Regions from separate parts of the Mus musculus genome. Here all the other regions are linked to region 1. A link is a loop called in an ENCODE intact Hi-C map of the cell type or tissue named here. Cell type or tissue: heart. All regions are shown on one strand.

Region 1 (2,500 bases):
TCTATTGCTTATAACAGGTTATCTCATTATTTTTCCAAAAGGGGTGGGGGCGCCATTGCTTAAAAACAGGGCATAATTATGTGCATGTTATCTTTCAAGTTGATATCACATACCTGGACCTAAAACTCTATAAAGAGTTCCCAGGGAAGAGGGGTCTCAGGCCAGATAAAATACACAAATCTGTTCTCCTAAATCCCCCTTCTATTGCCTTCCAAGCACACACATTTATTTCCAGCCTCTGAAAGAAACGGAGTATAATGTATCGGGAGGAACAGTAAGATGGCATTCCATCTCTGTTCTTGTGCTCCAAAAAGGCCACACCTAAGATGCTGGAGAGCTGAGGCTCATGCCTGAGGCACGAGTGCAGCTCTGCACTCCTGTCATCCATAAAACAGGAAACAAAACAACAGTGCTTAGAAATCTTCACTTCTCCCTCTGCTGCACCTTAGTTGGGCTTTGGAAGCAGAAAAGAGAATCCGTTTGCTGGGAAACAGAGTGAGAACTCCATCATTTTTCCTCTGCTGTCTGTGTTCTGCCAGCTGACGGTACCTAGTGCAAAATTTAACCATTAAAGGGGGGCAATCTCCTAGCAACCCCACTGTTGGGCAAAACTAATCAAGTGTCCACACTACGGCTTCACCCTGCCTCTCCTCTTATCACCTACTCCCCCAGAACAGGGAAGGGTGGCAACCACTACATGGTCCTTTGGCACAAACACAACCTGAATCTTAAGAAGCAGTGATGTTGACTGAGGGAGTTCCCACCCTCTCTGCGCCCCTCGCTTGCCACAGAGTAAACAAGTCCACACAGGGTTAAGAGAATCTAAAATCAATTCACTTTAATCGGGTCTAAAAGAAAAACCTGCCTTGCAATTACAAAAGAAAAAGGAAAAACCCCCGAAACTGCACATCAGAAAAACACATCACATGAAGAACAAACCAAAATCGGGGCTGGGGACCATCTTGAACATCGGGCGCTGCCTTTGACCTCCCGGGATGGCATATAAAACCATGCTGCCCAGCCCAGATCCCGAGAGCGATTTACAAAGGGCTTCCAACATCCCCCCCCTTCCACAGCAACACTTCCTCCCGGCTTCCCAAACGCTCCGAACAAAGACCTTCTTGAAGCACTTACTGGAGCAGCAGCTTCTCTCAGCGATTGCCTGTGACCACGCAGCAGGAGGGGCCCGGAGAAGGGCGAGTCGGAGTCCCCAGCTTCCCTGCCTGCTGATGTGTATGAGACAGCAGCCCAGGAACCGACTTTCCCATCACAGCCTCAGACTGTAATCCATGTGCTTCCCGCGGGCCAGTCCCAGCTGCCTACAGAGCACCACATGATCTGCTCTGACATCAGATCAGCCCCGAGACAGCCCATCCCATCCGCCAGCCCCTTCCACGCTTGTGAGTTGCATCACTCTGAGCCCTGGGTTGCATTGGAGCAGGTGGTGTACAGAGTCAGGAACTGTTGTTTTCTTACAAGATATTTTTGGGTGGTCTGGTTCCTTCTGTTTCTAGCAGACAGGGTAAAGCAGCCTACACTTGCATTTAGATTTATTCACAACCTGTATGTAACAGAAGCACAGCAGTGACTGGAGACCCACTCCTGAGTCAAGATGCCAATGCTATGGGAGTGACCTCATCTGCAAAAGCCACCGACACTGCCCAAACCACCTTGCAACACATCATCCATCTCGTGCATGCATGCGTGTGCCTGTGCGTGAGTGTGTGCGTGTGTGTGTGTGCATACTTTAAGCAAGTCATCACAGTATGGTTCATGGAAGGCCTCAGGGACATAACCATTAGACTTGGTGCAGCATGAAGTTCTAATCATGAGAGAGCTCACCTATAGTCCAACCAAAATACACTTACAGACCCACACAGCAAATGGGCAGGGGGAAATAGAGAAAGCCTATTTGCACTGAATGCATTTAGCCACCAACCATTTATTTAATCACCCATAAATCACCTGACAACAAGGAGCCTATCAAAATGGGGGAGGGGGGAATGCATATTTCTATTTCCATTCCTGTGATAAGAAAAGAAAGTAATGGGGTTTCCAAGGCTCCTCCTCTCCAGTGCCCCCACACTGAAGTCACAGTGTGGCTGCCACACCCACATTTTATATGGTGCTGGGGTTCAGAACTCAGCCATTCATCCTTGTGCAGCCAGGGCCTTCCACTGAGCCTCCTCAGTCCCTTCTTATCTTTGTCCCTTTGAGACAAGGTTTTACCTTGTAGCCCAGGCAAGTCCCCAACTCACAGCAACCTCCATGCCTCAATCTTCGTATTCCTGGGGTTACAAATACGAGCCACCACAGATGGCTTTAAATTGGAACGCTGTTAGGTAAACCATGTTTTATTCTAATTTCATTATGGTATATTGTAATGAGTACAAAATTTAAGGTAAGAAAATTCAAAGTCACTAAGGGTTTGTTGTTGCTGCTGTTGCTGTTTCATTTTGTTTGTTTGTTTGTTTGCAAGACAGGGGTCTCTCTGGGTAGC
Region 2 (2,500 bases), 54 kb before region 1:
CACAATGGAATACCACTCAGCTATTAAATACTTCATGAAATTCTTACGCAAATGGATGGAACTAGAAAATATCATCCTGAGTGAGGTAACCCAATCACAAAAGAACACACATGGTATGCACTCACCGATAAGTGAATATTAACCCAAAAGCTTGAAATACCCAAGATAAAATTCACAGACCACATGATGCTCAAGAAGAAGGAAGACCAAAATGTGGATGCTTCGGTCCTTCTTAGAAAGGAGAACAAAATACTCATGGGAGCAAATACAAAGGCCAAGTGTGGAGCAGAGACTGCAGAAAAGGCCATCCAGAGACTGCCCCACCTGAGGATCCATCCCAAATATAGTCACCAAACCCAGACATTATTGTAGATGCCGAGAAGTGCATGCTGACACGAGCCTGATATAGCTGTCTCTTGAGAGAGTCTGCCAGAGCCTGACAAATACAGAGGGGGATGCTCGCAGTTAACCATTGGACTGAGCACGGGGTCTCCAATAGAGGAGTTAGAGAAAACACTGAAGAAGCTGAAGGGGTTTGCAACCCTGTAGGAAGAACAACAATATCAACCAACTAGACCCCCCAGAGCTCCCAGAGACTAAACCACCAACCAAAGAGTACACATGGGGGGGGGGGGCCCATGGCTCCAGCCACTTATGTAGCAGAGGATGGCCTTGTCAGGTATCAAAGGCAGGAGAGGCCCTTGGTCCTGTGAAGGCTCAATGTCCCGGTGTAGGGGAATTGGAGGGCAGGAGGCAGGAGTGGGTGAGTGGGTGGGTGGGTGAGCACCCTCATAGAAGCAGGGGACGAGAGATGGGATAGGGGTTTCAGGTGGTGGATGGGAGAACCGGGAAAAGGGATAACATTTGAAATGTAAATAAAGAAAATATTCAATAAATTTTTTTAAAAGATTAAAGAATAAAAATAAAGAAAAGAAAATGTGAATGGGGAATAAAGAAAAGAAAATGTCCTATAGGCTTATGTACAGCCCAGTCTTATTAATTGAGGTCTCCTCCTCTCAGATGACTATATCTTGCATCAAGGTGACCATTTGTTGAGGCCAGCCAGTGGCTCACATGTCCGGGTTTGAGCCTGGAAGACATCTTGGACTCTGGAAGAAAAGAGGGAATCTAGGCGGCAAGAGAAAGGATGGAGCTAAGACAAGATTCTGATCAAGGGCAAAGACCTAAACCAGACACACGGAATAAAGAAAGACAGTTGGTGGTCGTGGGCAATGAGCATTAAAGCCAGAAAGAGGGAGATTTAACCCTGAGACCAGGAGGGGATTTTGGAAACAAAGTTTCAGTTTTGCCTGGATGTGATTCACACAGTCAGCCATTTTCCCAGTGTCAGGTCGGAGAACTAGGGAAGAGCATTCTAGGCTCACTGTAGGTCAGGTAAGACTCAGCAGCTCCGCAGCTGGGATAGAAAGTGTGAGCACAGCCTTCTCTGTTATTCTGTTTCCAGTGTGAACCAGAGGCGTGGCTGAGAAGGAGCCTGCCCCTGTAGCAGTCTTCCTTGCAGATCCGTGTATAGTTAGTAAGGCACTTCCTCTCTCAGGAGTGAAGTGAGTGGTCTGTTCTGAGTGAAGAAGTGTCTGACAGACAAGGGAGGGGCTGTGCTTGGAGCAGTAAGTGACCACGACCACAAGACCAAGGCTGAACAAAGAGGGAAGTGAAAAATGCCTTGGACTAGTGAAAGCAGAAATAACTGGAAACTTGGGAGACTCCGAGAGTCTTAGCCAAAAGCTCTTAAACCCCCTTTCTCCACATCTGAGAGATTGTAAATACAACCTCAAAAGCGTAGCTTTCTCTGCTTGGAGAAAAATGGTCCCTGCATCCAGACTTCCATTATCTTCCCCATGGTAAGAGCTCTCAATGCACTGAGAAGTTTTAAGCTTCTACCCCTCTCTGTGTTCAGTTCTGCCGAAAATGGTTTGCACTTTGTTTCCAAAACCTCTTGGACTTCTGACTTGCTTTATCAAAGAAAAGACTAAACAACAGACTCAGTGTAGCAGAAATTTGTGTTTGCAGTTGAGCATGTATCGCTGGAGAATAAATGGCTTTGCTCTCAACAAAACCTACAACCCACAGTCTACATCATAACCAGTAAAACAAACAAACAAAGGAAACTTTGAAATTGTATTGCCGCTCCTCCTCTGTGGCCAGAAACACAGGAACAGCTAAAGCACTCTATAGAGCCAGTGCACGTAAATTAAATGAGTTAAATGAGCTGTGTACTGGGTCCAAATTACCTTCAACAAAAGCTATCACTTTCTCTGATTAATATTTCTTCTTTCCTTCCTTCATTCATGGGGGTGGGTACATGTGCCTTGGTAAGTGCAGAGATCAGGGGACAACTTGGGAAGTCAGTTCTCGCCTCTACCCCGTGGGCTCCTGAGATGGAACTTGAATTGTCAGGCCTGGAGACAACCTATACTAAGCCATCTCGCTGGCCCTCAGAAGTTATTTTTAAGCTGCTTTTGTTCATATTTTGATTTTT
Region 3 (2,500 bases), 82 kb before region 1:
CACTATTTCCCAATTACACCAACAGGAAAATAAAATGGACTTGTTTGGACAATTATTACTTCAGCTGTGTATAATAACACTTATAAATAAGGCACTGGAGAGGTAAAGGATTAGGAGTTCAAGGCCACCCTCAGCATCATAGTAAGTTCAAAGCCAGCCTATGCTATGTAAGACTTTGTCTCAAGAAAACCAAAAGCAAAAACAACGATCTGGAACAAGAAGAATATGCAAACTTCATGATTAATTTAAATCATGATTTAAAAAGAAGAAACTTATAAGGCATATGTCCAGTCCTCACAGCCACAAAATAAAGTTTAAATACATAAATATAAGAAACAGCTGTTAGAAGGTTGAGTACAGAATAACACTCTTTTCTCTCTATTTGCAGTATTTTAAAAAATGTTATTATAATCATTATTTAGAGGAGACCTTTTCATATTTTTATTATTATTTTTACTGTGTGTATATGTGTGTGTGTTTCATGTATGTGTAGTGTGTACTGTGTGGAAGTCAGAGGCCACTGGCACGAAACGAATCTGTTTTCTCCTTCCACTGTGGGCTCTGGGATCAAGCTCAGGTTGTTGTGCGTGTGGGTCAAGCACTTTCACTGGGTAGGCCATCTTACAGCCCCATAATCAGTGTTTTAAACCACAATAAATGAATGAACGCAGATGATTCCACACATTGAAAATGGTTTATTTTTTCCTGATGCTTTCCAAAAGGATACATGTCAATTTCTTCTTTTTTTTTCACATTTTTTAAACAAGATAAGCATAATGGGCTATTGGGAAAAAAATCAGAAAATGCCAATAGACCTTATAGGGTAATGGCTCAGCAGGGACCTTCCTAGTTAAGTGTAAGAGTGTCTGGAGACAGCCTTGACTCGCTCTGATTTTTTGCTATGAGAAAGTTTGTTGGCCTGGAAAACAAGTGAGGATGTGTTTGAATGATCTCAAGGACAAAGTCACACACTTACACAGCCAGCAGTCATCATCATCATCACCACCACCACCACCATCACCACCAGCATCACACATTACACATAAGTGTGACAGATCCTGCTGTTGTGGAGAGGGATGTTTCTAGAAAAAAATGCCATGGGGCTTATGACTTTAGTTAAGCAGAAGGTGGCAGTGTAACTATGATGCAATAGATTCCTGCCAGCTCAGCTATGACTGGATCAATAGATAGCAGGGCGACTCCGATACAATCAAAAGCAGCATGGCTCTGATGCAATCGATATCTGAAATGCGCTCGACTTTTATCAACAAGTCTCCAATTGGCACGATATAAAATTTACAATTTTGTTCTGGTTTTTCATGTCGTGAGAGCAGAGTAACTTCGCAGAGCATCGTCAGCTTCTGAAAGAAGCAGGCTGGTCAAGGAGGCTCTGTCCAAAGTCCCCAACGTGGGATGACTTCACATAAACAATGTTTCAACTCTGCAACAGTGTGAGACTGTAATTATTTAGCCAATGTGTTTCTTATTTTCTGTATAGTATTTAGAAACCCACTTTATTAAAATTAGATGATTGCACTCAACTCTTAAGCCAAAGTGAGTGTTCTGTTTATAAGGTAGGCTTGCTAGGCTACCATGTTTGAAAATGTAACTAAATGCTTTAAAATATATCAAATATGTTTTCCACAGTTATGGCTTGAATCTAAACTGTTTCCCATCGGCTCATATTTTTTGAACCCTCAGTCGCTGGTTCTCGGTCCTGGTTTGAGAGCAGGAGAGCCTTGAGGAGGTAGGGGTGTGCAGAAGTAGCTCACGAGCTTTTGAATGGCATACACCTGGCTCTGCCTCTGCTCTGTTTGCTTCCTGGTCCATTTAGACTAGAGAACTTCTGGACACAGCTCCTACAGCCTTGAGTTCGGCCATGTTTTTCCCTTCAAGGACTGAATTTCTCTGAAACTTTGAGCCCAAATAAGCATTTTCTTCCTTAAAGTGCCTCCATCGGGTATTTTGTGGCAGTAATGTATAGTGCAGCTGACAAACACCCTTAGGACTGTTTTTTGTGATGAGTTTATTGCAGTAGTTCTCAACCTGTAGGGCTCTGACCGGCTTTGGGGGTGGAACGAAATGACCCTTTTGTCACCTAAGATCATAGGAGAACACAGACATTTACATTATGATCCGTAACAGTAGCAGTTATGAAGTTGCAAGGAAAATAATTTTATGGCTGGAGGTCAGCACCATCCACATTTATGTATTATTTATCTATCAAAGAGTCACAGCATCAGGAAGGCTGAGAACCACTGGTTTATTGGGATGCAGCCTTGGTATAAGCTGAGGAGCTTATGGAGTCACACCTCCAGTTCCGGCAGCATGGAGTGATGAGTGAGAAGTGATCTCCATCTTAAAGAACAGCAGGCACAGAAAGAGTTCTCCCATAAAAACCCATCCCCAAAACTAACCAAAGCCATGGATGTGTAAATGAAAGCATCATTCCCGAAATAGAAAGCCCATGATTATCACACCAGCATAAGACAAGTCCAAG

What was found. A loop is a pair of places that touch in the nucleus more often than their neighbours do. Peaks named below come from ENCODE experiments on the same cell type or tissue, not always from the same donor. Only the 100,000 strongest peaks of a DNase experiment are listed, where the experiment ranks them.
Region 2: a loop joins it to region 1, with 2.2 times the contacts of the local background. A loop is called at or near these places in 5 of 42 quality-filtered maps.
Region 3: it touches region 1 in a loop (2.5-fold over the local background); 20 of 42 quality-filtered maps call a loop at or near these places.

Annotation. Positions count from the first base shown.
Region 1 is chr3:127,407,711-127,410,210 of GRCm38, forward strand. The region is part of intron 1 of Ank2 (ankyrin 2, brain); the gene reads right to left. Among named protein-coding and RNA genes, the nearest start is that of Gm46824, 6.2 kb to the left of the region's middle. In heart, no CTCF peak of the experiment used is centred here; a DNase peak (open chromatin) is centred at 1,321; H3K4me3 peaks cover 1,386 bases; H3K27ac peaks cover 1,170 bases.
Region 2 is chr3:127,353,858-127,356,357 of GRCm38, forward strand. The region is part of intron 1 of Ank2 (ankyrin 2, brain); the gene reads right to left. Among named protein-coding and RNA genes, the nearest start is that of Gm52631, 31 kb to the right of the region's middle. In heart, no CTCF peak of the experiment used is centred here; a DNase peak (open chromatin) is centred at 1,554.
Region 3 is chr3:127,325,403-127,327,902 of GRCm38, forward strand. The region is part of intron 1 of Ank2 (ankyrin 2, brain); the gene reads right to left. Among named protein-coding and RNA genes, the nearest start is that of Gm52631, 60 kb to the right of the region's middle. In heart, a CTCF peak has its summit at 1,125 (motif pointing right); no DNase peak of the experiment used is centred here.